Regions from separate parts of the Homo sapiens genome. Here region 1 is linked to region 2. Evidence: chromatin loops called from intact Hi-C (ENCODE). Cell type or tissue: PC-3. All regions are shown on one strand. Links, peaks and the distances in the headings refer to the core of each region. The heading gives the core; the rest is flanking DNA. Region 1 holds the start of SNORA79 (small nucleolar RNA, H/ACA box 79). Region 2 holds the start of CEP128 (centrosomal protein 128).

What was found. A loop is a pair of places that touch in the nucleus more often than their neighbours do. Peaks named below come from ENCODE experiments on the same cell type or tissue, not always from the same donor. Only the 100,000 strongest peaks of a DNase experiment are listed, where the experiment ranks them.
Region 1: a loop joins it to region 2, with 5 times the contacts of the local background. A loop is called at or near these places in 27 of 110 quality-filtered maps.

What each region holds. Positions count from the first base shown.
Region 1 is chr14:81,197,109-81,213,686 of GRCh38, forward strand. It overlaps GTF2A1 (general transcription factor IIA subunit 1), which reads right to left. Exons shown (of 9, transcript NM_015859.4): 3 at 6,792-6,996; 4 at 4,486-4,550; 5 at 301-376. It overlaps SNORA79 (small nucleolar RNA, H/ACA box 79), which reads right to left and starts at 5,726; the gene lies at 5,587-5,726. In PC-3, for the core only: no CTCF peak of the experiment used is centred there; a DNase peak (open chromatin) is centred at 9,233; H3K27ac peaks cover 1,267 bases.
Region 2 is chr14:80,933,399-80,949,976 of GRCh38, forward strand. CEP128 (centrosomal protein 128) reads right to left here and starts at 8,340. Exons shown (of 25, transcript NM_152446.5): 1 at 8,183-8,340; 2 at 5,987-6,142. RefSeq lists enhancers at 8,175-8,254, 8,555-8,634. In PC-3, for the core only: no CTCF peak of the experiment used is centred there; a DNase peak (open chromatin) is centred at 8,423; H3K4me3 peaks cover 2,658 bases; H3K27ac peaks cover 764 bases.

The DNA of each region.
Region 1 (16,578 bases), core at 4,568-12,567, 260 kb after region 2:
GCATGTTAAATGTGTTCAGTAAAAAACTAAGTAAGCATTTTTATATAATCATACTTCAATAATAGGGTTATCATGCACAGATCAAAGGTTCAAGTACAATTTTCATCTTCTTTACTGTATCCTCAACAACGATTACAGTTATATGTGTTACAGCCCTCAAATAAAGTTATTTTAATAACCTAAACCAAATGGTAAAAGAAATATTAGTATTTTCTGTCTTTCAAAGAAGACAAAACCTAAGGGCTAGATAGTACAATTTTCTGAATTACATTTTAAAATGGTTCCATCATTCCTAATTACCTGAATTTGTTAATATCTGCTGAACAGGAGTCACACCTGCAGGGAGTGCTAAGGTAGCAGCTGTAGCAGCAGCACTCTGAAAAAAACAAAGAAAAAATATCAAAACCACATACATGTATAATACTGTTTCTCTCTAGCATATTTTAATAGTGTATGAAACTTTTTGTTTAGAATATACCAAAATTTAAAAAATCTAGTAAGGCTAAATCCCATTTTATAAAATGGTACAAGACTGACCAACCTAGCCTCCAACCTACTAAATTATTTTAAGCAGTTAAATACAACAATATAATTGGGTTTTTTCCCCTAGAGAAGGTGCTCTAAGTAAATCTCACAGGTACTGCAGTTTTTTTTTCCTTCTTGTCCCATCAATCTTCTTTAAGGTACCAAGCCTTCCTATACTCAATCTAACCTACACATTTTTAGACAATACCCACATTAACAATGCTGTACAATATATGAAATGGCTATTTCATTATTGCTTCCTTTCCCACTGTTTCCTTATCCCCATTTCCTTGAGATAAAAGTATAATTATCTACTTTTTAGAATTCTTAACTTTTAAAATTTCTACTAAAATCAACAGATATCTATAAAGAACACTGTATCAGAAGACTTCACTGGGAGTACAGCTGACAATTCTTCTAAGATGTCATATTAGCAAAGAAAAAAGGGACATACTGGCATTATATTCTAGGTGAAACATGCATTAATAACAGATTAATACAAAAAATCTGTAAATCTTAAGAAAAGTCACACCAGGCAGACTGGCTCACGCCTGTAATCCCAGCACTTTAGGAGGCCCACGTGGGCAGATCGCTTGAGCTCAGGAGTTTGAGACCAGCCTGGGCAATATGGTGAAATCCCATTTCTACAAAAAATACAAAAATTAGCTGAGCAGGGTGGTGCACACCTGTAGTCCCAGCTACTTGGGAGGGTGAGGTGGGAGGATGGCTTGAACCTGAAGGTGGAGGTTGCAGTGAGCCGAGATTGTGCCACTGCACTCCAGCCTGGGCAATAGTCACAAACTTTAGTTTCAACATTTTGAAATCAAGTTAGTATGTGACACTTAAGTTATAAAGATATAGACGGGATTATATTATGAATTTCTTTAAATCCAGGACAAATTCTTGACTTCCTGGAGAGTTCTGGAGAGTTTTCTCCTCCTGTCCTCCCGCAAAGAATTATGCCATTCTCTGGTTTTTTATTCTGCACTTTAAGTATTTTCCTGTATCCCGCTATAGCTACACATTTTGGTAGTTTTTTCCCTCTCTTTTCAATCTTCTTTAGCTACCAACCATTCATACATTCAATCTAACCTATACAGTTTTAGAACTACCCATATCTGAAAAAGCTTAAAAAAATAAATATAACTGCTTTGGAAATGCTAGTGTCAGAGAAGTCAACAAACTTAGAAAATTATTAAACTGAGTTAATAGTTCAACTACTGTCTAGTCTGGGCTCTAGGTACATAGCTTTCCAAGAAAATACACTTGTTGCCACTTGACAAACCTAAGTAATTTCTACATCTTGGGCCTGAAATTCCCACTGTGTCTCCAGAATTTAACTATAGCCCACCCGGGTGATTCGTATTTAAGTTGGATACTCAATTACCCAATTTAAAATAAAACTTGGCTATATAAGCAAATTAAAGGTTATCTAAGTTTAAGGAAAATATTAACCACCACATACTATTAAGAAATATTTAAAAAGAAAAAAACAAAAATATTTAGAAATATTAAGTGCCTATAATTCATATTTTGAAAGACAGCAATTCTCCCTCTACCAGCAAACTGACATAGTAGTTTCCATATAGAATACACGACCCAATAACTACCTGCACACCCTCCACAAATTCAAGCTGCATAACATATATTTGCTGAGTCATGTACCATACACTAACCACCTTATACTTAATAACTATTAAAATTTCTTCTTGTATTCCACAAAACAGCCCAAACACAAATAATGCATTAGACCAATCATTTCATAAAAAAGAACCGAAAACAATGGTTTTCTAGAAGTTCCCTGAAATAGCCTTCTACTATATTATCTCACGTTTTTATGATTAGTTCATTTCTAATGCAAACAGAGCCATTAGAAAGAACAAATATATTTTTGCTATTTCTAAATCAGAATAATGCAAACCCACAAAAACCTAAAACACTTTTATTGGTACAGAGCCTATACTGATTATGTTCAGAAATACATGAAGGAAACACTGACTAAAAACAACAAAGTAAAATGTAAAATATACAGAAATGTTAAATCAATTTTCCTGAGTAACTGACCTATGATTTGTTTAAATACATATGCTCTTTAGAATAAAGGAGACTTAACCAGTAAGTAAGAGATGGACCACTAATTTTTATCCCAGAAATAACTTACTAATTCAAAATTCTCTTCCACAACATTTAAAATTCTTTTAGAGGGGCCTACCACAAGAGACTCTGCCAAAATTTGTTTTAAAATAATGTGAGTTATTCCCTAGGATATAGTCTTAATAACATCAACTACAATAAGCAACATATAGTGAGACTTTTTTTTTTTTAAGGGTGGAGGTTAAAAAAAATTGGGGCCTTAGACTTAAAATGGAGTTTTTTCCAATAAAAAATCTTGTGAGAAATAACAGGCATGAAATTTTTTATTTTCATGTAAACGAAAAGATTCTAGAAACTGCAACTACAAGTACAAACAGAGATCCTCGATATTTGTGAATTTAAAAACTGCAATTTCTACTATCATGTAGAAACTTTCAATTCTGCCACAGTATGAATTTGTGAGGCTGGTAATGTGTAGGAGGAAGTCATCTGTCTAGTGGGTAAGCCCTTCTTATCTGGCTTATAAACCACAAATGAACTTTGTGATTCAGTATCACTCACAAAGTAGAACTCATCTTTTCATACACTGCTTTTTGGTTTAAAAAAAAACTTGAGGCTGGGCGTGGTGGCTCACACCTGTAATCCTAACACTTCAGGAGGCCGAGGTGGGCAGATCGCTTGAGGTGAGGAGTTGGGCGACCAGCCTGGCCAACATGGTGAAACCCTGTCTCTACTAAAAGTACAAAAAAATTAGCCAGGTGTGGTGACATACACCTGTACTCCCAGCTACTCAGGAGGCTGAGGTGGGAGGATCACTTGAACCTAGGAGGCGGAGGTTGCAGTTAGCCAAGATCACACCACTGCACTCCAGCCTGGGTGACAGGGTAAGACTCCATCTTCAAAAAAAAAAAAAAACTTGAACGGAGGGAAAAAAAAATCTCATTTCTAGTACTAACTAGTTACATAGGTTAAAAGATCTTTTTACAAATATTGATTCTTTCACCTTTAAATAAAAGTTTTGGCTGAAGAATGAAATGTAAGAGCTGAGTCACCACTCAATGAAATCAACAGTCTGTATATTTTAAACAGAATAAAGAAAAACCATTTATAAGGAAGTATTGAACTACTCTAATCTGACTATATTTTAATGTTTTATCCAAAAAAAAAAAAAAAACAAAAAACAACTTCAAGGATATAGGTAAAGATTTTCTAAGGATCTGAAGAGGTTCTTTCAAGTTTACAGTTAACCTATACTACATTTGTTGAGAAATATTATATGTCTGAAATGTAATTTGAAAATATGAGTGAGGACTTGTAAAGTTTAGTGGATAGTCCTCAGAAATATAAAAATTCTAATATAACTCAGCTGGTTAAAATGTATTCTGTGGTAATTTACACACTATAATGACTTATTAGACTATACTATGGTTAAGTCAGAGTAATATTTTTAAATGCTTGATTTTAAAAATAGTTATACTGAACTATCCAGTCTATCTTCATTTTTTAAAAGTTCACAATTCTTAGCCTTCCCACCCTCTTGCAATTACTAGGTCTCCTGAAACAGAACCATACTTGGCATTATAAGCTTGGTAGGTACCCTAAAACTTTTTCGGAAATAGTAGGGAATGGAATAACTCTCACAAAGCACCATTCTTTTGGTATTCTTAAACAATTCCGTAATTTTATGAACCTTAATGTCTAGGTACCAAGCTAAACTTCAGATCCAATATTCAGGAAACTAAAACAGCTGTTTTGCTTGAGTCTTCAATAAACTTCAAGTAGTTAATATAGGACATATATAGGCATAATTACAATGTGGGTTAGAATTAAGTACAGCCAATCAAACTGCTACATTCTGAGTCTTACCATGTTTGATGCATTCATATGCTGTATCAACTTAGAATCTGGAACAATAACTTGTGGTGCTGTGGCTACAAAAAAACAAGCGAACATGCAAACAAGGAACCATGAGGCTATTTTATAATCACAAGAACACTTTACATACAATGATGAAAACTTTTTTCATGTTTTTCATGTTTTCTGCACTCAAATGCTTTCAATCATTTCATCTCAGGACATTATAAATGTATATGGCAAATAACAGCTGTGATATACCCACCCTATACTAGAAAACATTAAAAAATATTTAAGCCCAGGCGTGGTGGCTCACACCTGTAATTACAGCACTTTGGGAGGCCAAGGCGGGTGGATCACTTGAGGTCAGGAGTTCAAGACCAGACTGGCCAATATGGTGAAACCCCATCTCTACTAAAAATACAAAAAAATTAGTTGGGTGTCAGGCTGAGGCATGAGAATCACTTGAACTCCGGAACTGGAGGTTGCAGTAAGCTGAGATCACGCCACTGCACTCTAACATGGGTGACAAGGTTCCATATCAAAAAAAAAAAATTAAGTGGCAATTCCTAAGGATGCAAGGGAATTTAGGAACATGAAGTAGTGAGTTACCTTAACATCTAAACATAAATAGTTCTATGCATTCTTAAGTAAACTGGACATTTTCAAACATAATTTTGTCTTAACTCAAGGTTAACTGTTTTACTGATACAATGATACCACTGTTACAATGAGTTACTAATCCAATAAAAGTAAGCTCAAAAAGTTGTGACTAGTTTTTGAAATCTACATAGTCCTTTTCTTCCAAATATGACAGCTGACAGACTCATGCCACTTTCATCAGCTGTTTAAAAAATACAAATCAGCCGGGTGCAGGGATGCATGCCTGTAGTCCCAGCAACTCAGGAGGCTAAGGTGGGAGGATCACTTGAGCCCAGGAGTTCTGGGCTGTATGTGCTATGCTGATCAGGTGTCCAAATAAGTTCGGCATCAATATGGTGGCCTCCTGAAAGCAGGGGACCACCAGGTTGCCTGAAGAGTGGTAAACCGGCAAAAGTCGGAAAAAATACAAATCAGAAATAATGGCAATGTTACTTAAGCGTAAAAGGAATTACATGTTTGATTCCGCAAATTTCAGAGAACAGATAACTCCATTATCCTAATATTCTCTGAGTGAAGAAAATCAAATTTTAATTTATGATGACCTAAAATCCTAATGCCAGGTCTGAAGGCAACAGGAAGAACAGTCATCAAAAAAGAATAAAAGGATAAAATTATTTGATACAAAGTACACATTAAAATTAGGTATGAAAAGTACCACTAGATATCAACAGTAAAATAACCCAAATACTCTTCTACTGTGTGTCATTACCAATTTTAAGACACATATATATACTGTCAAATGAGGCAAATGAGTAACTAAATGATATTAAAATGAACTTTTCATTTACTTCTAGTGTCCTCTCCCATAAAAGCAGATGCACTGAATTAGAATGCTCAGGAAGTTTTATAACTGAATAGATGTTTGTCATGAGAGAAAATACAGATCAAGTTTCTTAGCCTTTTCTGGGCTCAGATTTTCCTCAGCTGTAAAACTGAGCCAAGGGCTATTTTACAAAGCCCTTATAAGATGCCAGTGAAACAGTATCTATAAAATGACTTGCAGAGTACAAGGCACTATGGACACAGTCTATGAATATTTGCTTTTTCTTAGCTTTAATCCAAGTAATATAAATTAAGATATGTTATATATCCACTCTTAACTTAAAATAAATCTAATTCAGTCCATTTAGGCTTACATAAATTCCTATGGAGCTGAATTTTCAGATTGCCAAAGTATACAAAAAACTCCAGAATGTAAGATATATTTTAAAAACTAATCTGAAACATGTCTTTGAAAGAACATGTTTTATAGAGAAAGCAAATAACTATTGTACCATATAAAATAATAAATCCCTTAGTAAATAAACCTTTTAGATTTAACTTAGGAAATCCATCACTATATAGCCTTTTCAAAACAAAATATTAATATAACTTCTCTGAATATCTTAGGCTTTCAATTAGTAAATTACTTGTCTACCATTACTCTACAGATACAACCTACATTGTATACAAATTTATATACATTTACATACACATCCCTCAGCCAAGAGAAAGGGGGGAAAAAGCCCGAAATCAACAGAGGGGTTTTTGTTTATTTTTAGGTTCTCCATGTGCCCCTTAAAAGACAAGATCCAAAAAATGCAGAATATTTCTCTTCTTTCATAATGACAAACTTAATTTCCAAGTCATAAGTAGGAAAACAAGTCCAGTCTCACCTTGCTGTGATGCAGGAATAAGAACCTGCTGGGTCTGCGCTTGCTGAGGTACTGTCTGCTGAGGCTGAGCTTGCTGATGATGGTGATGGTGGTGATGCTGCTGCTGCTGGGGTTGATGCTGCTGTTGAACTTGCAGTAGAAGCTGCTGCTCTTCTGAATGAAATCCATCTACTGCCCTGGACTGCATTAGTTTGTTTTCCCATAACTAAGGCAAAGAACATTAAAGATTTCTAAGTGAAAAATAACTCTGGACAGATGAATACAACAGTTTTATTAATCTCTTTATAAAGTTATTCCATTTTAAAAACTGATACAGACACAGAAATACAACAAATCTGTAATTCTAACCCAAGTGAAACAATAACAAAAACAAAATTTTAAAGTATCAAACCTCATTTTTGCCACATCAGAGTACTGAAGATTTTGTTTCTTTTTTTTATCTTCCAATGAACTTTCTATAGTAATTCCTTAATCAGCAGTTATTATTAAGCGATGAGTTTCATACAAGCAACTTCTTTAGTAATCAAAGATTATCCTTTATAATAGCAAAACCATTACTAAACTATTTTTATATGGAACTTTTTCCTTATAAAAATAGAAAATACAAAATTTTCTGCAACATATAAAACATAAATTCTTAAATAACATACAAAACATAAATTCATTTACAACAGTGAGATACATAGATGCAATCCCCCAAAGAAGAAAAGCCTAACTTTCCATCTGTCCAATCCTACATAAAGAAAAAGAACCGGCAACGCCCGAAGGTCTTAGTAGTTATCCCAACTCTCCACACTTCTTGAAATGTCCTTCCTTCTTCCATTACGCCAATTGACAATCCTTTTCTGTTTAGCCATTTCTATTTTCTCATTTCACCTTAGGTTCTATGATGGGAAAAATCATAATGGACAAAAAGAAAGAAAAGAAAAGAAAACATGTGCAACGATTTCATTCTTCTACCTAACACATTTCCTCTCTACCAGGTTTAGTGTTCAATCTAGAGCCTTTACCTTTTAAGAAACTGGCCAAAAAGTCACAAACTATTCCCTGAAAATACAGATAAAACTTCATTTGGTCATTCTGTACACAAGGATCTACACATACTTTGTCTTCTCCTCCAGGATTTGCTCTTGGCATATTGCCTAATTGACCTGAAGCTTCTATCAGATCCTTCAAGAACTTCCCTTTGCCATACTCACAGAGAGTTTCTTTATTTTTTTATTTTTTTTTTTAATTTAAGAAATAGTGACAAGATCTCACTATGTTGCCCAGGCTGGTCTCGAACTCCTGGGCTCAAGCAATCTGCTCGCCTTGGCCTCCCAAAGAGCTGAGATTATAGGCGTGAGCCACCATGCCTGGTCATACTCACAGAGATTTTTTATAATCTTCTGACCCTTCCAATCATTCCAGACATTCTAGATTTGTTGTCATGATGCTAGTAACAGTTCCACTAAATCTCTAATGGCTTACTGAGAAAGCAAATGTTAAGGTCAATTTCCTAGGGAATCTTACTGGCAGGCCCAGTATTTAGACTTACCTGAAGTCTATTCTTAGAGAGATGGTAACAAGATCTATCTCACTGGTTGTTGAGAGGATTAAATGACATATCTATGTAAAACAATTATCAGTGTTACATAAAGTTGGTGATCAAAATATATTATTATTGGTGGCAGTGGTGGTGGCATTAACTGTTTAACAGAGCCTTACACCAGAAGTCAGGAACCCAGTTAGTCCTGGTTTGGCCATTTATGTAACCTGATCATTTATCTTTCTTAGGCATCTTCTTCACCCAAAAGGGGAACCAACTGAATAAGATTACTTCTAAACTCACTTCCAGTGAATAAATTTAAGTCTCTGCTAATCCCAGGCGAAAGACAGCGCTTCTTCCCGTAGTAACAAGCACTACTTTCTGAGATCCCATGTTGTGTCTGATTCATCTCTGTAAAGTAGGCATCTAGAATAGCGCACCATCAAAATAGACACTCACATGCTAAATAAAACACATTATGACTAATGTATTATATATAGTAAGGCTTCCAAACACTCTGTTATCACCCAAACCTTCTACATCTTCTCCTCTCTTCCAAAACAAAACAAAGCCTGTTTCTTGTGAGCCAAAAATCAAGGTGAAAAAAAGTCTTATTAATGTTTTGTTTAAAAAGTTTTTGAAATCATAATTTTCTAAATTTTATGCTTCACTTTTACCACCTCCAACTGGTTTACCCACAGCAATCTCGACCCATCACTTCTACGAAGCTCCTATGATAATGGTAAACATTAATGAATACACATCATGTGTGGCTAAGTACTGGGCACCATGACTCACCTAGACTCCCATGTAAACGACCTAGGAGTCAGAATCTACCCCAACAGCCCACCATTATTGTCTATTCTGATTCAGTGTTCCAATGCATCTCTATGACATGGCCCTGGTCCTTTCTGCCCAGCAGTACTGCAAACAGTAGTAATGTAGTGACTCAACTCTTGAGTTTCCTGCATCAAGTCATACAGTCCACAAATAATTATGTCCTATATGCCAAACACTGTTACAGGCATTGAGAAGATACAGTGAACAAACCTGAGAAAAATGCTCGACCTTACAGAGCAGACATTCCAGCGGACACTTGCCCTTCCAATCTATCCTCTATAAATCAGTGATCCTCAAAATGCGGTTCTAGACCCAACATCAGCATCACCTGGGTACTTGTTAAAAATACTGAATCAGCAGCTCTGGGGGTTATTCAGGTTATTCTGATGTATGCTAAAGTGAGAACCGCTTTAAAATCTAGACCGATGTTTTTCAAACTGAGGACTGCAACCCACTAGTGATTCATAGTCAATTTAGAATTTTCTTTGTAGCCCTCTCTCCTTCTCTCCCTTTCCTTTCTTTCTCTCTCCTTCCCTCCCCTTCTCCGTCCCTCTCTTTCCCCTTCTCCCTCCCTCTCTCCACTAAGAATGTTTTTTGTAAACAAAATAGAACTGAGAAAAAATCAGACTGTACTACACTGAGAAAAAACTTTTGCAGATTTTTGTTATACACACATACACTGGCGCATGTATTTATTCAAAATGTTAAATACTATTAATTCTTAAGGAGGGTCCTAGTCAAGAAGTTTGAGAAACACTGTTCTACACTGTTATCAAGGCGAATTTTTTTAAATTTATAAATATGATATCCTCTGCTTAAAAACTGGAACCACAGCAAAGTAATTAATATATCTATCTATCTACCTACCTACGTACCTACCTACCTACCTACCTACCTACCTACCTACCTACCTACCTACCTACCTGATATGGTTTGGCTGTATTCCCAACAAAATCTCAACTTGAGTTGTATCTCCCAGAATTCCCATGTGCTGTGGAAGGGACATGTAATTGAACCATGGGGGCCGGTCTTTCCCACGCTATTCTCAGGAGATCTGATGGGTTTATCAGGTGTTTTCGCTTTTGCTTGTTCCTCATTTTCTCTTGCTGCCAACACGTAAGAAGAGCCTTTCACCTACCGCCATGATTTTGAGGCCTCCCCAGCCATGTGGAACTGTAAGTCCAATTAAACCTCTTTTTGTTCCCAGTTTTGGGTATGTCTTCATCAGCAGCGTGAAAACAAACTAATATAGTAAACTGGTACCAGTAGAGTCAGGGCATTGCTGAAAAAATACCTGAAAATATGGAAGCGACTGTGGAACTGTGTAACAGGCAGAGGCTGGAACGGTTTGGGGAGCTCAGAAGAAAACAGGAAAATGTGGGAAAGTTTGGAACTTCCTAGAGACTTGTTGAATGGCTTTGACGAAAATGCTGATAGTGATATGAACAATAAGGTCCAGGCTGAGGTGGTCTCAGATGGCGATGAGGAACTTGTTAGGAACTGAAGCAAAGGTGACCCTTGTTATGTGTTAGCAAAGAGACTGGCGGCATTTTGCCGCTGCCCGAGAGATTTGTGGAACTTTGAACTTGAGAGATGATTTAGGTTAACTGGCAGAAGAAATTTCTAAGCAGAAAAGCATTCAAAAGGTGACTTGGGTGCTGTTAGAAGCATTCCGTTTTAAAAGGGAAACAAAGCATAGAAGTTCAGAAAATTTGCAGCCTGACAATGCTGTGGAAAAGAAAAAGCCATTTTTTGAGGAGAAATTCAAGCTGGCTGGAGAAATTTGCATAAGTAGCAAGAAGCCTAATGTTAATCTCCAAGACCATGGGGAAAATGTCTCCAGGCCATATCAGAGACCTTCACTGCAGCCCCTCCCATCAGAAGCCCAGAGACCCAGGAGGAAAAAGTGGTTTCAGGGGCCAGGCCCAGGGTCCCCATGCTGTGTGCAGCCTAGGGATTTGGTGCCCTGTGTCCCAGCCACTCCAGCTGAAAGGGGCCAACATAGAGCTCAGACTGTGGCTTCAGAAGGTGGAAGCCCCAAACCTTGGCAGCGTTCCTGTGGTGTTGAGCCTGCAGGTGCACAGAAGTCAAGAATTGAGGTTTGGGAACTTCTACCTAGATTTCAGAAGATGTATGGAAACGCCTGGATGCCCAAGCAAAAGTCTGCTACTGCAGAGGCAGAGCCCTCATGGAGAACCTCTGCTAGGGCAGTGCAGAAGAGAAATGTGGGGTCGGAGCCCTTACACAGAGTCCCTACTGGGGCAGTGCCCAGTGGAGCTGTGAGAAGAGGGCCACAGTCCTCTAGATCTCAGAATGGCAGACCCACCAACAGCTTGCACCGTGCTCCTGGAAAAGCCGCACTCAATGCCAGTGAGTGCAGCTGGAAGCAACCCACGAAAGCAGCTGGAAGCAAGACTGTACCCTGCAAAGCCACGGGGCAGAGTTGCCCAAGACCGTGGGAACCCACCTCTTGCATCAGCATGAACTAGATGTGAGACCTGGAGTCAAAGGAGATCACTTTGGAGTTTTAACGTAAGACTGCCCCACTGGATTTCGGACTTATATGGGCCCTGTAACCCCTTTGTTTTGGCCAATTTCTCCCATTTGGAACAGCTTTATTTACCCAATAACTGTACCCCCATTGTATCTAGGAAGTAACTAGCTTGCTTTTGATTTTACAGGCTCATAGGCAGAAGGGACTTGCCTTGTCTCAGATGAGACTCTGGACTGTGGACATTTGTGTTAATGCTGAGATGAGTTAAGACTTTGGGGGACTGCTGGGAAGGTACGATTGGTTTTGAAATATGACGACATGAGATTTGGAGGGCCAGAGACAGAATGATATTGTTTGGCTGTGTCCCCACCAAAATCTCAACTTGAATTGTATCTCCCAGAATTCCCACATGTTGTGGGAGGGACACAGCAGGAGGTAACTGAATCATAGGGCCCAGTCTTTCCCATACTATTCTTGTGATAGTGAATAAGTCTCACGAGATCTGATGGGTTTATCAGGGGTTTCCGCTTTTGCTTCTTCCTCATTTTCTCTTGCCACTGCCAAGTAAGAAGAGCCTTTCACTTCCCACTATGATTCTGAGGCCTCCCCAGCCATGTGGAACTGTAAGTCCAATTAAACCTTTTTTTGTTTCCAGTTTCGGGTTACGTCTTTATCAGCAGTATGTATACGTCTTTATTAGCAGTGTGAAAATGAACTAATACACCATCTAACAACCTGGAATACTTATTTGCAAAAGATTCCTAGGTCTCATTTTACTACCCTATCGAGCCAGACTCTCTGGAAAATCCAAAAATCTGCATTTTAACTAGTACCCCAGATAATCCTCACACTAAAGACCAAGCTCCTTAGTATAGCATGTTACCATACACCAACTGCTACTATAACTTGTACTCTATTTTCTCACAGTACCAAATTACTTGGAGGTCCCTGAATATAGCATACGTAACCTTAATAGACTATTCCTTACGATCAGCAGTTTTCTCCCACAATTCCCTATACAAGACAAATGTCAAAGTCTCAACAGCCTCAAAGAAAAGCCATCACTCACTGCCTCCATGCATAAAAGACATTTCTATTTTGTACTTACCACACAAAGTCTACCATTTCTACCAAAGTATGAACATCTTCTGGGCAGCAACTGTCTTATTCAGGATCTAATTTCAAAGAAGGGAAAACAAAACTATTGTCTTCTAGAATACTGTTCCTATATAAGGATGCTACTGACATTTTCGGCAGGACAATTCTTTATCATACAGAATGGTCCCACAAGAAATATGCAGGAATTGCAACATTCCTGGCTCCTGCCTAATAAATGCGAAAAATCCTCATGAAATGTTGAACATGGCCCCACACATTTCCAACAGCTTTGGGAGAGGCGGGTAATCTATTGAAAATCATTATTTACCAAGTACTATAATACTGGTTCTAGGTAATGTAAGACATACAAAAAGAGTATCATACAAATACTTTGTATTAAGCTTATAATGCCAATTACCAAAAAGTTCAAATTAATTGAATGTTTACAGTTTCTCCACAATTCCATTTTCACACAATCTTAATTTTATTTATCAAAATATTAGACATCAACTGTTTAAACAATGAGGCCGGGCACGGTGGCTCATGCCTGTAAACCCAGCACTTTGGGAGGCTGAGGTGGGCAGATCACGAGGGCAGGAGTTCAACACCAGCCTGACCAACATGATGAAAATAAAATAAATAAAATAAACAATGAAACACTATTTTGGCAATAGTAATCATACTAACATACGTTTTTGTTTTTGTTTTTTTTGGATATGGAGTGTCACTTTGTTGTCCGGGCTGGAGTGCAATGGTGCGATCTCGGCTCACTGCAACCTCCACCTCCTGGGTTCAAGCAATTCTCCTGCCTCAGCCTCCCCAGTAGCTGGGATTATAAGCATGCACCACCATGCCCAGCTAATTTTTGTATTTTTAGTAGATACGGGGTTTCACCGTGTTGGCCAGGCTGTTCTCAAACTCCTGATCCCAAGTGATTCGCCCACCTCGGCCTCCCAAAGTGCTGGAATTACAGGCATGAGACACCGCACCCAAGACACCGCACCCAGCCACTAACATAGTATTGAAAACAATCAGGAATACTAATCTTTGCCAGGTATCTGAAATTACATGGAGAAAATTCATCTTCTGTTCCCAAAATGATTCAGGTATACATTTGTATATTGTGTTGACTAATAACTAAAACTTACTAAATTCTGTGTACTTTATAAATACATGTACAAACTAGTTTTTTCACAAAAATCCTATAAGATAGACATTATTATCTCCCTTTTACAGAAAAAGAATCTGACAAGAAAGAAGTTAGGTAGCTTATTCAAGATCACTCTAATGGCAGACAGAATAGGGATATAACCCAGGTGGTCTGACTTCAATGTCCCAGTCAGGGCTAGAGAGTGAATGTCTCTGCATTCTGTACCCCAGGACCCTCACTTGCCTCCCTTTAATCCCAGTACTAGTCCAAATTCCTAGTCTCTAAACTAGACTGCTGCTATCAGAGCAGGTCACCGACCATCAAAACCATCTCAGGTGCCATTCACCAACAACCCAAGATCTAGTCAAAACTCTGTTACCTTCCTGCTTACTGCTAAGTACTGTATATGTCACATAGAGGCAAAAGGGCTAGGTTCATGGCTCTACCATTTATTAGCTAAACGACCTTGTCAAAGCACATTCCAAGTCTACTTTCTCACCTATAAAATGTGATGAGACCTACTGCTCCCCAAGTTAATCCCCTTATCACTCCCCTACTGTTAATCCCCAAGACCATGGAGAAAATGTCTCCAGGCCACATCAGAGACCTTCACTGCAGCCCGTCACATCACAAGCCCAGAGGTTAGGTGGCTAAACCTGGCAACATGGTGGGCTAGAAATTCTGAAGGATTCTCCTACTTTCACAAAACATCTAGCTCCTGGATAAAATATATTACACTTCTAGGTTCCCAAGAAATAATGCTGTAGAAACAGAGCTTTCCCTAAGAATAAATGAAATGAAATAGTAGATTATTATTCAACTTATGGTCCAAATATTTACACATAATTAGAGTGTATCAAGTACTTTATATATATATATATATATATATATATATATATAACTAGAGTATATTTAGAATAGTGGTTCTCAGCCAGAGGTGATTTTGGCCCCCGGCGACATCTGGCAATGTCTAGAGACATTTTTGGTTACAACTGAAGAGTGCTACTGGCATCTAGTGGGCAGAGGCCAGTTGTGCTGCTAACATTCTACAATCAATAGGACAGCCCCTGCAACAAAGAATTAACCAGTGCAAAATGTCAATAATGCCAGTGTTGAGAAATCTGAACCAGAGGCAGATAAACTGAATTTCAGATATACTTCCAATTGAGGCAACTCTTCTCATTTGTTTTATTAAAAAGAGAGAAAATGTTTTATATCTCCCACAGTACTTGACATTTGGACATAGGTAGGTTGGAAAATCTAGAAATCAGGTTGATTTTATCATTCACTTTGAAGAGAATTTCTACAGTGTCATTCCCACCCACAGACACTCACCAATCCAAAACACATTTACATTCGAATATAGATTTACTGAAAACCAGGGCTGTATTTTATTGTGTTTTTTCTACCTCTCACAGTTTACACATTAAAGTAGGCCTGCAGTGTTTCAAAAGATAACCTCAAAGATTGGGTTGAAATATTCTTATCATCTCCCTTTCTGCTTACCTCATTAACCCTCAAATTACATGCATTCTCATCATTCATCTTTGTTCTCAATCTAATTCACCACTGCCTCCTTTACAGCCTTATACAAGCTTTTGATAAGTTTGTAAAATGGCCCCAGAAAGTAGGGAGAGGGGCTAGAGCTAATGACAGGCTTTCTAAACCATAAAATATGAAATTAAAGTTCGTTTTATTAAGCAAGAATGTCTAAACCTGAGCAGTCCAATATGGCAGCAACTAGCCATATGTAGTGATTTAAGTTTAGATTAATAAAAATTCAGTTCCTCAGTTCCACCAACCACATTTTGAGTGCTTAATAAGCACATGTGGCTAGTGGCTACCATACTGAAGAGCACAGGTACAGAACACTTTCATCACTGCAGAAAGTTCTATTGGACAATGCTGGCTGTCCAGCTGTTAAATCTAGGGCATATTCTAGAAATTCTAATGAGATCCTGAAGAAATTCAGTGCAGAGAATTAAAATAACAAACTCATTTTAGTCTAACCGTTTTATTTTTAACTCCAATACAACCCAGATAGAAGAGTATGGCCCATTTAAAAACAACAAGAATATTACACTATTTTGTTCAGTTAGATTCAGGTGCCGTATCTATTATCAAACACTTCAATCAAATACTTACTGAATGCCAACCACATATGCCCAGACATCGTGGTAGAAGCTGGGGATTCAAAATTGAGTAGGTCACATTTTTTGTCATTTAAAAACTAACCATTAAACTAAAAATCAGTGTGTTACCTATAAAATATGTACTAAAAAAGTCATATATAACAAAAATGGAGGTGGAAACATTTGGTCTCAAAGATGCTCATTCTCTTCGAGAGAATGTCTTGATTCTACTATTAACGATAGGGAAAATTCTCCAGATTTTCATTGTGAAAAGCGAGAGTAGATAACAATCTAGACTGACCACTAGTTTGACCTAGAGAAAATTACCTAACATCTTTAGAACTGATTTTCTACACCTAAAAATGCTGCATCTTCTATACAAGGTCACAAAACTACAAGGACAACCATTATAAAAGTATAACATAAATTGCAAAAAACTCATTCCACGTTACACTAAGGAATCAAAAGAAGCTTGTTTTCTTATTATTCACATCCCTCAGTTACTTCATGCTACTTGAACAATTTATATTGTTCTTCTTCCAACT
Region 2 (16,578 bases), core at 3,937-11,936:
AGCCCAGGGGATTCTTTAGAGTCATCTCTGTCCTTTTACAGATAATCCCCTTATAGTTAATTATATCAGGAGTCAGCAAATTTTTTTTCTCTGCCCAACTGTGAGCCTCTGCCAGCTGTAGCACAAAAGCACAGACAATTATAAATGAATGGGGTAGCTTGATTTGACCTGTGGTAAGCTAAATTTAGCCCATGGGATATGGCTTATCAACCTCTGCTGTATGTTAAGCTTTCCCTGTTAAAATTACTATGGGACATCTGTCTCATCTGTTTAGGGGCAAATGCTGAGTGAACTCTGAGGGACAAATCCAACAAATACGTCAAGTAGGAAAAGGAATAGAAAGTATCCTTTGGAAGTGCTAGTGACTGTATCAAAAGCAGTCTCAGTAAAATGCTTAGGTGAGGACGATGCCAGGTTGTGGAGTAAATAGGAGGTGAAAAAGCAGAAGCACTGTGTATAAATCATTCTTTTAGGAAGTCTGCATATGTGAAGAAAGAGATTAGTAGCTAGAAAGGAATATTTATGTGTGGGAAATAAGCCTTAGATTGCAAAATATTTGAGACTCTGATGCCAGGGAGGTCCGATATACAAGAAATAAGATGGCAGACTTCAGACAAGCCCGACCTACCATTAGGATCCATGCAAGCAAGTCACTTACTGTGGAGAGTCCTATGCAACCACCAGCTGAGGATGTGCTACACATCTTTCCTGCAAACACTGTGACACACTTCCCCCACCCTCTGCAGTTAATTCCCAGCTTTCAAGCCTCCTGTCTTAATAAGTTACACAAATAATGGCCTTCATCCTAAAACTGCTTTACAGTACCAGATGGTTCAGCAAACTATGGCACAGCCAATTTTAAGGGTCAGGAAGAAGATAATGATTTCTTGTCTAAGAACTCAAAGACCATCCTTTGGCAAAAGTTTATTGAGCAGACCTTAAAATTAAAGGTCAACAGGAAATGTTTTTTAAAACATCGATAAAGTAGAAACATACTGGATTTAACGATTGGAGCACATAGCTGGAAATCAGAACATCAGAGGTACAAACGCGAGAACCACCATTTACTGAGCACCTAGGTATGACAGATACTTTGCATACAGTAAAGTATCTCTGCAAAGCTTGGCTTAACCTCAGGCCAATCTTACAAGGCAGGATTTCTAACCTCCCTGAGGGCATATACTAGCTCTTGTTCATCTATTCCCAGGCCCCAGCATAGTGTCTGAGTGTCCGGCACATTCAATATTTACTTCTTAAATGAACAAAGTAGTCCCTTTTTTGCAAATGAAGAACTACTAACGCTCCCAGTAGTTAAGTAGCTAGAAAAGCCTGGATTCAAACCATAATCTTAAAGCAACCTTCTAAATAAATAGGAGACCCCATAACTGGAAACATATATAAACCAAGACAAAAAAGAATATTTGTTTTAATTTTTTTTCTGTAAAATTATGAGACTATAACTGGTATATTACTTGCTTACATTTATACAAAGGCATAATAATGTTCAACTTTATTGAAATAATAATAGCTATTGATTTACAGTTTCCTATGGACTAATTTCTGTACTAAGTGCTTTATGTATGCTCTCTCATTTGATCCTCATAACATTATTATTATCATCCCCATTTTACAGAAAACAGAACTAAGGCTTAAAGGAGCAAAGTAACTTAAGTGGCAGAGCCAGGATTCAAATCCAGGCAAGAAGACTATTTCCGAAACCCAACTTTTTAATCAGTACACTTGTTACATGTAAATGGCAGTGGTGAGAAAGCAAAAAACAAAAACAAACAAACAAATGAAAAACAGGTATACCAATGAGTAAAGGTACTCTTCCCTAAAAGCAAAATAAGCTGATAAGAATAAAGTGCTTGGCTGGGCACAGTGGCTCATGCCTATAATCCCAGCACTTTTGGAGGCCAAGGTGGGTGGATCACTTGAGGTCAGGAGTTCAAGACCAGCCTGGCCAGCATGGTGAAACCCTGCCTCTACTAAAACTACAATAATTAGCTGGGTGTGGTGCTGAGCACCTGTAATCCCTGCTATTTGAGAGGCTGAGGCAGGAGAATTGTTTGAACCCAGAAGGCAGAGGTTGCAGTGAGCCGAGATTGCACCACTGCACTCCAGCCTTCTGGAGTAAGACAGAGTAAGAGTCTGTCTCAATAAATAAATAAATAAATAAATAAATAAATAAATAAATAAATAAAAATAAAGTACTTATTGTTGTATTCAAGCTATGAGTCCCCCCACCAAAAAAAAAAAAAAAAAAAAAACAGAACACACATGAGCTAGCTTAAGTGAAACAGAAATTAATCGTTTTTAAAGAATACAATAATGATGGTAGTGGTGGTGGTGGTCATCATGGTAGAAGCCAAAATAAGCAATAATACTAATAATTCAACAATTAAATGGCCCTTTTCTGTGCCAGGCTCTGTTCTAAGCACTTTACTTGTATTAACTAATGTAACCCCAACAGTAGCCCTAGAGTAAACATAGCTGTAATCAATATGACAGGTAAGGAAACAACTTCCAAAAGTTAACTTGCCCAAACTCAAAAAAGTAGAAAGCTTTCTTACACACAGACATCTCTATTCCATAACCAAAACCTAGCAGGCTCAGTTCCAGGCTGTATTTTTGCTCTAATTTCATCAGGAGTCCACCCTGCTCCAGCACTTCAGAGCAGGAGACAGAATCAAATGGACCAGTGCCTGGGAAGTACAGAATTAAAGCTCATCCATTCATTCATGAGCACATTCGTTCACAAGCACTTATTCATCCATTCATGAGCACCTGTTTCACAGCAAACCCTGTATGCAGAGTAGATTCTAAATGTTTATCAGGCCAGGCACAGTGGCTCAGGCCTGCAATCACAGCACTTTGACAGGCCAAAGTGGGAGGATCACTTGAACCTGGGAGGTCGAGGCTGCAGTGATCCAAGATGACACCACTGCACTCCAGCATGAGTTACAGAACAAGACTTCATCTCAAAAGAAAGAGAGAAAGAGAGGAAGGAAGGAAGACAGGGAAGGAGGGAAGGAGGGATGGGAAAATGTTTATCAGAATGAATTAAATGGATTCATGTAACCACAAATACTCCCATCTCCCAAATACCCCAAGCACTAGCATTATAGAAATTTCAGAGAGGTGTGCATATCCGATAAAGGCCTGACAAGTCTCTGAGTCATTCATAATTAGTGATAACAAGATACCAGAAACAAGCTTTAAAAACTAAAAGAAAAACTCACAAAAATATTTGCATTATATGGGAACCAAAGGGTTAATCAGCTCTTTCAAAAACACAAGAAAAAGAACAGTCCAGTTGTAAAAGACTCAAAAGATACATAAGCAGACAATTCACAGAAATCAAATGACCCTAACAAATGTTATTTGTTATTTCACTAAATAATTACAAATTAAAATAATAAAATGATATTCTTATCTATCTGTTTTATACAGATGAAAAAACCTCTCACTCGCAGGGTTAGCAAGGTTATACCTTGTTGTAAGAGTATTAACTATAAAAACTACATTAGCATGTATATCTACTATGTACCCACAAAAATTAAAAATTTAAAAAAAAAAAACCACATTAGCTTTTCTGGAGAACAACCTGGCAATACAAGTAAAAATAAATAATACGGGCCAGGCGCAGTGGCCCATGCCTGTAATCACAGTATTTTGGGAGGCCAAGGTAGGAGGATTGCTTGAGCCCAAGCGTTCGAGATGAGCCTGGGCAACACAGTGAGACCTTGTCTCTACAAAAAAATAAAACAAAATTAGCCAGGTGTGGTAGTGCACACCTGTAGTCCTAACTACTCGGGAGGCTGATGTGAGAGGATTTCTCAAACCTGGGAGGTAGAGGCTACAGTGAGCCAAGATAGCACCACTGCACTTCAGCCTGGGTGACAGAGTGAGACCCTGTCTCAATCAATCTGTAATATACATAGACGTTGACCCAGAAAATCTATTTCTATGACTATTAACCTAGGAAGATAAAATATTTATATATATTTTATGTATAGACATATGCATAAGAATTTCACTGTAGAAATTCTTCAGAAATTTTAATTCACTCATCCATTCATCCATGAGCACATTCATTCACTCCAGCCTGGGCAACAGAGTGAATGAATTTTTTTACAGTTGTAAAAGAATAAGAAAAAAATATAAATCCACTGGATAAGCATACAATAAATGTATCTAATCACTGGGATACTATGTATCTGCTAAAAGAGACAAGGTTGAATGGTAAGTGCTGACCTGTAACAATACATTTTACGAAAAAAGAAAAACATACTATACAATAGTATGAATGTATTGTAACTACTTTATATCAGAATCAACCCAGAGACATTACATGGATAGTGTATTCTATAATATACATGCTAATATAGTTTTTAATAACCTGGTAAATCTAGATTATTTTTATATTATTTCCAAAATTTCTGGACCAGATTATCCCAATAGGTCCCCCATCCAGCTCTAAAATTCTTTAATCCTAAGAATTTTTTTTTTTTTTGAGACAGCATCTTACTCTGTCACCCAGGCTGGCATGTAGTAGTGTGATCACAGCTCACTGCAGCCTCGACCTTCTGGGCTCAAGTGATCATTCCACCTCAGCCTCCCGAGTAGCAGGGACCAAAGGCACATGCCACCATGCCTGGCTAATTTTTTGATTTTTTTGTAGAGACGGGGTCTTGCTATGTTGCCCAAGGTGTTCTAAAACTCCTGGGCTCAAGCGATCCTCCTGCCTTGGCCTCCCAAAGTGTGGGATTACAGGCATGAGTCAATGCACCTGGCCTAATCCTATAAATTTTGTACACCACTGATCTTAATACACAGTGTTAGTATTTTTTTTTTTTTTTTTTTGAGACAGAGTCTTGCTCTGTCGCCCAGGCTGGAGTGCAGTGGCGCGATCTCTGCTCATTGCAAGCTCTGCCTCCTGGGTTCATGCCATTCTCCTGCCTCAGCCTCCCAAGTAGCTGGGACTACAGGCGCCTGCCACCACGCCTGGTAATTTTTTTGTATTTTTTAGTAGAGACAAGGTTTCACCATGTTAGCCAGGATGGTCTCGATCTCCCGACCTCGTGATCTGCCTGCCTCGGCCTCCTAAAGTACTGGGATTACAGGCGTGAGCCACCGCGCCCGGCCACACAGTATTAGTACTGCAAGTCCGCAGTGTGTCTCCCCTCTATGTTTCAGAGCCTTTTATCTATCGAGCACAATATGAAATCCAAAAAAAGGTCCAGAATTTTTACATCTATGTTGTAAATTTAAACTTTAAACATTACACCCTTAATTATCAATGATAATTCATGTTGAATTTATTTATGGAAATCACAAATTATAATGATCTCTTACCTCAATAATAATATAAGGACCACTATATTTTTTTTAAAAAACTAAGAAAGATAATAGAACTTTTTGAACATTGAAAGAGATGAATAACTGCACACTGTGCCATATATGGTCCACTTAATCCAAAAATGTTAAGTGTGAATCAAATTCTATTAGAGGGCACTTATAAACAGCAATGAAGCCCCTTGGCAGTGGGTGGGACTGAAATTTGGAGTCAGAAGACCTGGGAACAATGATCACTCTTTTGGCTCCAGAATCCCAAGCAAATTAAATAACCTGAGACTCAACTGTCTCCTTTGTAAAAGATAAGCATGGTAAAGGAATTATATAATGCCTGTAAAAGGTGTCTGACAGAATGCCTGAGACAAAGCAGGTTCTCAATTCCTTGCTTAATAGAAACAGGTACATCACTGTTGCTTTTGTTAAGGTTATAAAGGATATCTCAACTTATCTACTTTGTTCATCTGAATTTTTGCAACACTGCATACACAATCATTCGATATTTTATTTTTAAACCATATATTAGAAGGGGCTTCTTGCTCCCAAAACTCTATTTCTTGGCATAGTCTTTTCTACCATAAATATGCAAAAAATGTGTTATCTCAGAAACTCAGGGAGAAAGCATACTTACAAAGCACACCCCCAAAACTCCGAGTTGCTCTTCTCTGAGCTCAACGCTCTTTTTAGGCACATATGTCTGCCTCCTATCATTTCTTCATGAGGTTCAGGGCAAAGGGCCTAGTCAAGCCGATGATCTTTGGTTGCCCCTACACTTTCCCCAAACCACCTACAAATAAACAAAACAAGGGGGTAAGACATACCTACAACTTTAAACATTTTTAAATAATGAAATATGAAAATTAAGTCCCTATGTACAGACTATGGCATAACACAGAATAGAGAAAATGCTCCTAGAATGATTCAAAAGCCCAAGAGACCTCACTACAATTCTTCACATCCAAGTGCCCAGCCCACATATTGTCACTGGTGACTTCCATCCATGCCTGGGCATCCCTGGGGCTTGCCAGAGAGTTCATGCTCCAGTGTGAACCGCAGCCCAAGTCTAGCCAAAAAGTACTATGTATGAGCATGTCTAAAAGTTGGTAACTAAGTCAGGTAATACAGTTAACATGTTACTGCTGAATGTGGTGACCCAATTATACTTCCAAGCCAGTCTAACACTCCTAAAGGAAATATTTTATAAGATGCCCAGTTCTTCCCATACTCAGTGCTACAATTAAATAAATAAGAATAAAATGCCTTTGGTTGTAGAAAAGAGCTGTGGACAGAAATATTTTCAATTAATTGTGACTGCTTTCAAAGCAATCTGTAAGAATCCACAGGAAGTGATCCAGAGAACTGGGAGTTGTCTACATAAAAGGTAGATCTGGGAATACATCTATAAACCATTTCAAGAAAAAAAAAAGGTATTCTGAAAAAGTTAATCAAAATAAACTGTCAAGAAACAGTTCAAAGAGACCCAGGTTATGCAATGGCAGACAAGATACGCTGAGAGAACATAGGCACAGTGCACACTTCACTCTTCTAACAAAACAGCCACCATCACCCATGAAATGAGTCATAGGCACAACCAAATTTATGTGTGCCAATGTGAAACTGCCAAAGTTTTAACCTTATCTCTAGTGCTGTCCAGTACAGCAGTCACTAGACACATGGCTACTGAGCTCTAGCTCTTGCCAGGTCAAACTGACATGTGCTATACATGTAAAATACACAAGAGATTTTGATGACTTAAAATATTTTTTTTTTTAATGTACAGCCAGGCATGGTGGCGAGTGCCTGTAATCCCAGCTACTCCGGAGGCTGAGACAGGAGAATCGCTTGAACCCAAGAGGTGGAGGTTGCAGTGAGCCCAGACCGCGCCACTGCAGTCCAGCCTGGGCGACAGAGCCAGACTCCTCAAAAAAAAAAAAGTAAAAATCTCAATAAGTTTTATATTTACTCCATTGAAAACATTTTTCTATATTGCGCTAAATAAACTATTATTTAATTTCACCAGTTTCTTTTTACTTTTTTAATGTGGGTACTACAAAATTTAAATTCACCTGAGTGGCTCACACTGTATTTGTATTAGACAACACTAATCTGCATAATTAATAAAAAATAAACAACAAATGCTGAGCACTTGCAGGGTGCCAGGCACTGTGCTAGATACTTTACATAATACTCAAATCAATGCTGCAATTAATGGTAAAGTTTTACCAGACGCCTACATAACAGATTGGCTCCATCAAACCAATAAAAGATGCAGCTGGGATTCAATGTCAGGTATTTTTACGAAATAATTCAATTAAGGGACTGCTAACAGCTAAGGCTGGAGCAAATCCTATGATGGCACGGGAAAGAGAGGTCACTAATAAAGCGTTCCCGAGAGTAGCACGCTTTCTGTGACTACAAAACAGGTATTAAAAAAAAAATCAAATTTGCTTGCAGGACAGGCAAGCAAATGTCAGACGGTCCTCTGGAGGACCTACCGAATGAGTCCAATCTCCTGTCCCTTAAAGCTTCACAGATGCTAGCGGTAGAGCAAGCTGCTCCCAAAGGAAGGACAATGTAGTCCAGATTCGCTGGGTAACCTGGCCAGGACCTGACCGCGGACACCCCTGCCGAGGGAGGGAGGCCTCGGGATGACAGGCGCGCCGTCTCCCCTCACCTCTGCACACACTCCACCCATCCACGGCCCCACCCCAGATCCCGCGCCGCTCTGAGGTCCCCACCCCTGGGACGAGGGGAAGTGGGACTAAAACGTCTACAGTAAGACGGGGAAGTGGTCGAAAAAGGGCAAGGGGGAGGTGGGGGCAGGTACCTGAGACGGAGGATGATCCCAGCTCCTTAATGCCGGATCATCGCCTAGGCCCCACCCGGCTCCCGCGGCTACCAGTGACCCAGAAGGTGCAACTGACCAAACGCAGCGACTCAACCGACTGTGCTCTCCCCAGACTCGCAGCTATGGCAACTTGAACTAGCCGCCCAGCCACAGCAAGAGTACAGGACCCCGCTGCCGCCGCTTGGCCCTCTGGGAGTTGTAGTCCATCTCGGCCTCATGATCAAGGAATTACCAAGGGAGAGAGTCCCGAAAAGGAACTGCAAATCCCAGGATGCCATATAGCTGGCCTTCGGGTAACTTTCCCGGATAAAAGCCTGATCCCTTGGCCGCGCCCTCTTGCCCTGCTCTATTTTTTTTTTTTGTTAAAGGACCAGCCTCCTTTGTAGGAGGCAAACTCCAGTTAGAAAGTGAATAAAAATGCTTCCTTGGCCTTGACTGTAATTTTACTCCTTGGGGGACAAAAGGAGTCCCCCAGGACTACGGTAAGATGGGGAAGTAGAAAAAGGGCAAGGGAGCGGTGGGAGGACAGGGAAAGACAATTTCTAGCACTGAAATGTAAAAATCCCCTTAATACCAGGGTCCAGTATATTGTTCCAAAGACTCACAAATTCTTAGAAGCGGACGGGAACAGAGAAGATTATGTAGGCCAACCTGTTTGGCCTGGAAAGAGTAAGGGACTTGCCTAAGATCATATGGCTTATTCACGGCACACCAAAAGTAGATGTGAGGCTGTCAGCTCATTACTGCTGCTACTTCAGTCTAGGTGTCATCTCCTCACTCTAGAACATAAAAGAAATGTTTTCCACTCAGGGGAGTTGGTTTCAGTCACGAAGAGAATGAAAACCTCAATAAAAAACTGAACTTTGGAAAGCTAAAAAGTAACAATTAAATTAGTCATATGAATTGCCCTTCTTCTCTGCCAAAAAGACCACTTCCCCTTCCTTCTTTGAGGCTAAACTCAAATATTACCTGATCTGTGAAAGCTTTCCTGGCTACGTGAAGAAGAGCTAGATCATGTTTAATAACAAGGGTTCCTTAATCTAATAATTCTGTGCTCTATAATCCATTTCCCAGTTGGTCCCCTCTATTAGCCCTTCAAAGGGACCTAACCTTTTTTGTACATTTTTATCTTTCTTCTCACCCTTTCCTCACTTGCCCTTCTCCGTTCATATCCCTCTCTCTCTTTCTTTCTCTCTCTCCCCCTTTCTCTCCTTCCATCCCTCCTTACCCCTCCTCCCTCCCAACAGGCAGAGTCATAAATAATTAGCACATAAATTTGATATAGTCGTATTATTCAAATTTTTTTTCTGGCCAACACTGAGACATAAAACTATCTCATATTGGTTTGAACATAAAATAATTCTTCCAAAGACCTCCTATGCATTTGCAACTATCTTCAAGCTGCTTACTTGAAATTGTTCCTCAAGAATACACTCCACCAGACAGAGTTTAAGATAATTCAGAACAGCCATAAAATTGCCCCATATACATGCAGAAGCATAATAATAACTGTTTATTTGTAAACATTTTAACTTTCAAAACAATTCTATTCATTTATGTAATTCAGCAAATGTATGCTGTATATTTCTAGTATCCAGACATTGTTTTAGACACTGAAGTTGCAGTGAAAATAAACAACATAGACTTTGCTTTCAAATTGCTCAGAGCCATGTGAGAGAAAAAGACAATAAATGATTACAAATCTCTGTGTAATAGAATACTGCATAGGTTTGTATGGAAAGACATAAAAGAGAAACTTTCTGAAGAAGTGATAATCAGATCAACTGCAGGAGAAATGTCTACCAAAAGAGCTAATGTAATCACGAGCTACATTAATAAAAACTGATTGTCCACAGCTTTTCCTCCCTGGTTCAACCATATTTAGAGAATTGGATTCTATTCTATAGGCCTTATTTTTCAAAGTGATATTAACCAAATAAATCAAACATTACAGGACACAACTGGGACCAAAGGGTTAAAAATCAGATATTTTCGTTCATTTTGATCAAGAAATGCTTAAATATGTTACTAAATTCATAGCAGCTGTTTGTCAGCTTTGGTGTGCTCTCAGTCAACAGACGTGGCATCCCAAAAAAATGTAGTGAAGTCAGGCCAGGGGTGCTGACTCAAGCCTGTAATCCCAGCACTTTGGGAGGCTGAGGTGGGTGGATCACGTGAGGTCAGGAGTTCGAGACCAGCCTGGCCAACATGGCGAAACTCCATCTCTACTAAAAATACAAAAATTAACCAGGTGTGGTGGTGGGCACCTGTAATCCCAGCTATTCGGCAGGCTGAAGCAGGAGAATCATTTGAACCTGGGAGGTGGAGGTTGCAGTGAGCTGAGATGGTGCCACTGCACTCCAGCCTTGGTGACAGAGTAAGACTCCATCTCAAAAAAAAAAAAAAAAGTAGTGAAGTCACATCACTGAATCTTTGTTTTTTATGTCTTAACAAAATAGACAAAATGAGTTAAAGCCGACAAAATGAGTTAAACCAACAAAATAGATTTTACATGAAATTGTCTCATAACTCCCAAAGATATGTATTACTTTTAATCAATATGGCCAACACACATTATACAAACACAATACCATACTCAAGCAGAATCATCTGAGCTTAGATTTAGAAAAACCCACAAAGAGTATTGATATGGTCTGGCTCTGTGTCCTCACCCAAATCTCTTGAATTGTAATCCCCACATGTTGGGGGAGGAACCTTGTGAGGGGTGATTAGGTCATGGGGCAGTTCCCCCACGCTGTTCTCATGATAGTGAGTGAGTTCTCAGGAGATCTGATGGTTTTATAAGAGGATTTTGCCCACTTCTCTCTCCTGCCACCATGTGAAGAAGGATGTGTTTGCTACCCCTTCTGCCATGATTGTAAGTTTCCTGAGGCTTCCCCAGCCATGCAGAACTGTAAGTCAATCAAACCACTTTCCTTTGCCAGGTGCGGTGGCTCACGCCTGTAATCCCAGCACTTTGGGAGGCTGAGGCAGGCGGATCACGAGGTCAGGAGATCGAGACCATCCTGGCTAACATGGTGAAACTCCGTCTCTACTAAAAATACAAAAAATTAGCCAGGTGTGGCGGCGGGTGCCTGTAGTCCCAGCTACTTGGGAGGCTGAGGCAGGAGAACGGCGTAAACCCGGAAGGCAGAGCTTGCAGTGAGCCGAGATCGTGCCACTGCACTGCAGCCTGGGCGACAGAGTCAAGAGTCTGTCTCAAAAAAAAAAAAAAAAAAAAAAAAAAAAAAAAAAACAGAAAAAACAGAACAAAACAAAAAAAAAAAAAACCACTTTCCTTTATAAATCACCCAGTCACAGGTAGTTCTTCATAGCAGGGTGAAAACAAACCAGTACAAGTATCATTTGCAGTACCCTTCTTTTGCAAACCATGTATTACAGATAGGGGCACACAGAGGTTACATGATGTATTAGTTTACTAGGGATTTGATTAAATACCACAGAATGGGTGACTTAAACAACAAAAATTTATTTCCCACAATTCTGAAGGCTGCAAGTCCGAGATCAATGTGTCAGCAAGTTTAGGTTCTCCTAAGGTCTCTGTCTTTGGCTTGCAGAGATCCATCTTTTCTCTGTATCCTCAGATAGGCTTTTCCCTGTATGAGCACATACATGGTTTCTCTCTCTTCTTGTAACGACACCCGTTATCTTGAATTAGAACTTTATACTATAGCCTAATTTAAACTTAACTACCTCCTTAAAGGTCCCATTTTCAAAAACAGTAACATGGGGGGTTAAGATTTCAACATGTTTTCCCCAAAATTGTACCTATTCAGGATTAGTGTCATCAATGATCTCATTACGTAATACCTTGATTGAGGTAGATGCGGGAGATATTTTTGATATGCCTCACCCACATCACCCCTTAAACTGGGAATGATTCTACCCACTGTGTTGGGCCCCTATAGCCTTGTTTATGTTATACAAAGCCCCTACCTGTCTCACCATGGCTGATTAGACAAGGAGTAGAGAGACACCTGAGACAATTTGGGCCAATCAGGCTCTTTATCCTTTGAGAATTTAAAATGGGCACTCAAGCTCCCAATTGGTTGCTAGAATAGTCTTGATGTACGGGTAAGAGCTGAGGCCGCCATAGAGAGGTGACCATCTTCACCTGTGTTCAAGAAGCAGCTGACAATGCTAACCTGCACAGACAGAGAGAAGTGAGTAAAGCAGTGAAAGGAAATAAACTACACAACCACGAGGAAATGAGCCCAAGAGAATACAGCCCCCGTTCCTGACAACTTCCAAGTTCCTGGATCCAAGCCTTGTTATTCCCATTTGTATTTCCTGTACTTGTTTTCCACAATACACTAGTGGCAACTAGAGGTGGTTAAATGCACAGATTCTGGACCCAAACCACTTGGATTCAAGTCCGTTATAATGCCTATCAGCAATGTTACTTCAAACAAGTTACTTAATCATTCTGTGCCTTCATTTCTTCCTCTTCTAAATGTGGACAATAAAAATAGCACTTCATGTGTAGAGGTGTTTGGGGGATAAAATAAATTAATGTGTGTAAAGCACTAAGCCTAGTGTCTAATTCATGGTAAGCATTATTGAATGTAAGCTGACATTATATGTAGGCTGACAAATACTATGACATCCTAAAAATGTTAGTTCCATGAATATTGGTACTCTATTATTTTGTTCTAGACACTTAGAACAAAGAATTTATTAATACCTTGATGCCTCATGATGCATCATGATGATGCCTCATGATGCATCATGATGATGCCTCATGATGCATCATGATGATGCCTCATGATGATTTCCCTTTTGAAGCCTAAGATTAGTTCTGTTGATTGAAATCTAAAGAGCCTTGACTAAGATTATACTAATGAGATCACCAGCCTGTAAGATCCAAGATGCTAATTCTAGATCTAGTTTCCTGAGCAGTTTATCAGAAACACTTTTGAACCATACGAAACATTAAATACCTAGAGGAACTAATCAATAAAAAGGTTCTGGAATGGGGCTAGTCTAAAAGCATTGACATGACCATCCTAACCCAACTCATCTAGAATGAATAAATGTAGAGAAGGGAAGACAACTATTATGTAAGAAGCTGTGGGTGGCAGACAGAGGTAGTGCCGTTTCAAGGAGAAGGGACAGAAGTTGTATTTCACCAATAACTTCCAAATTTATACAACTATGAAACAACAACAGCTGATATGGCTTGGTTCCGTGTCCCCACCCAAATGTCACGTGGAATTGCAATCCCTAATGTTGGGGGTGGGACGTGGTGGGAGGTGATTGGATCACAGCAGTGGATTTCCCCCTTGCTGTTCTCATAATAGTGAGTGAGTTATCACAAGAACTGTTGTTTAAAAGTGTGAAGCACTTCCCCCTTCACTCTCCCTTTCTCCCACTCTGCCATGTGAAAAAGGTGCTTGCTTCCTCCTCACCCTTCAAAGCACCATGATTGTAAGTTTCCTGAGGCCTCCCTAACCGTGCTTCCTGTACAGCCAATAGAACTATGAGTCAATTAAACCTCTTTTCTTCACAAATTACACAGTCTCAGGTGGTTCTTTATAGCAGTGTGAGAATGGACTAATACAACAGCACACTAACTATGTCCATGTGACACAAAAATGTATTTGAAATACCAACATTTTCCTCAAATGTTTATTTTTTTCACCTTGGCTCTCTCCTTATCTCCATTTCTGTCAGCTACACTGTTCTGCACTCATGGCCTTAGAGATGGGGGGTGACCACAGAAAGCAGAAAGGGAGGGGAGTTGAGAAAGAAAAAGAAGAAGAAAATGAAGCATTTTCTTCCTGGATTTTGCATATTAAACACAAACATTCTCAGATAGGACAGGATGTGTAATTTGTTGTAGGACCCTGTGAAAAATGAATATGCTAAGCCCTTTTGCAAAATTTATTAAGATGTCAAAATGGCAACAACACAGCATTAAACTAAGCACTGGGCCTTTCTGAATACAGGGCCCTGAGTGATTGCACAGGTCACAAACCCATGAAGTCAACCCTGCTGTCACAGAGGAGTCATGCTATAAACAAATGATTTGGAAGGAAATACCATGAACAAAAGAAAAGAGATTCCCCCCAAAAGAAAAGAGATTCCTGACTGGGAATGTGGTAACAGAGAAGAAGGGGGTCCTGGAAAGAGAGGAATAGGAGGTTGGGGAGGCAGACCTGTAGGCATAGGGAGAAAGTCTATGTTGACAGAGTGCCCGGCCTCCACTCAAGCAAGCACTATTCATAGCTTGAACCTACCTGTTCTGCCCATAGGCATCAAAGGAGGATGTTACTTCAAATGTAGCCTGCATTGTTCTTGGTGACTGTCCAGCACAAGTGATGACCACCTACATCATTGGATTTTGCTTTGTTCCCTCTAGCCAACACAGATGGTCAAGCTCCCCTATAGTATCACTGCACAGTTATAAGTCATAAGACAGAAGACACCAAGTATGATGTTATAGGTAAGTAAAAGGGAAATTCCCCCAAATCTTGATTAGGTGGGACTAAATGGAGCTACTCAAAATTCTCTCTCAATCAAGTCAGTGGTGAAATTCACTCTCTTTACATCAGCAGAAAACAATCATAAATGGTTGTTGACTTTTTCTACATCAAGTTTGCAAGTTACCTTCAAGTTTAAGAAGAGTCAAGATAAAAAAACAAGGTATTGCAGGGATAATATTGCCTACTACTCAAAGAATCATCTTTAGCCATTCATTGTGCTGAAGCCCTGCTGATCCCATGAAGTTCTTTTCAGCCACACACTTACTAATTATAGGTAATTATCACTGCCAAGAGCGTCACAGATATAAAACACAGTAATTCATATGCATTTAGGTCAAAGTGAGCCACTATTAATGTACTAAACCAAAATTGCAAAACATTTCTGTAGTTAAGCAATATAACTAATCAATAAAGAGGTTATGGAAAGGGGCTAGTGGAATGCTCCACTTTAATGGGGACTTTCTGAAAAAAGATAAAACACACAGAGGCATAAATTGCCAAACACCACTTTCTAATATTTGAACCATGCTAATAATTCCTCTACAAGAAGGAAAAAGTAGTGTTCTATAGCCATTCTCATTCATTTGTTACATTTAAAAGGATTCTGTGCGTGTGTTTAAGGGAACTGAGTGCACTTTTCTCTTTATTTAACCTGATCACAAAGATTGGTCATCATCTTATCTCATGTGTTTATTTGCCCCATTTTAAAAGTTATGCTAAGGAAAGAAAATTGTCTTATTAATTGTCATAGCAATTTGTTGAGCAATTTGTTGAGCAGACTATTAGAACATGGTTAGCCCTAAGGCATGTTCCAATTTGCTGAACTGAAACTGTAGGCATAAGAGTTTTTGCCTACATTATAATTGCCACTAAGCCAATTTCATGCTGTCTAAATCTTGATATAAAATGTTATAGGTTTCAGCATACCACTTTTGTTCCCAGCAAAGGTGGAGTAACAGAGACCAGATTTACCCTCCCACCAGAATTATACCAAAAAAACAGGCAAGATATACGAAGCAATGCTTTTCAAGGCAGCGGCTATCATACCAAGAAAGACCATGATCCCTGAAAGACAGGAAACAAATAAAGCAAGCCTTATGATTGCCACAACTTACTGCCTTGAGAGAGTTTCCAAGTCATGGTGCAAGGAGAGCGAACCCAGGCAGAGTCCAGTGGATTCTTTAATTGGGGAGACAAAGCTGAGAGTTTGGAAAGATGCAGGTAGGTGGAGTTTGCAGGACAAACTACGGGAGGTAGAGAGCTACGTAGAGAGAAAACTTCCGAGAACTATAAAGGGTCTCCATGGAAGATTCAGCAGAGTACTAATCATTACACACATGTGAAAAAAATGAGGCTGGAGAAAAAAGCAACTAGCAAGATTGGAGGTAAAATTGTCTGTTGCTCACAGGGGACCAGGAACAGTGACTCCTCCCACCAGCCAGATTTGAAATCCTCATAATTCATGGAACACTGGCTAGAGTAATCAGAAGGGTATTGCCTCGGGAATGAGGAATAATTAGCCCTAGATTATATGCTGTGCTAGTCCCACCTAATAAAGCTTAAAACCAAGATCCACAAATCCCAAATTGTTTCAAAGTAATTTACATCTGACGACAAATCTCAAGAATATTTACATGAATGCAATAATTCCAGTGCCAAAAAGGGTAATATTTACAATATCTGCCATCCAAACAAAAATTATCAGGCATACAAAGAATAGAAAATGCAACCCATTTTCAGGAGAAAAATCAACCAATCTAAACTGACCCAGAATTGACAAAAATATATATATATTCGAATTATCAAACAAGGACACTGTTGTATGTTGAGTTTTGTTCCCCAAAAAGATATCTTGAAATTCTAATGCCC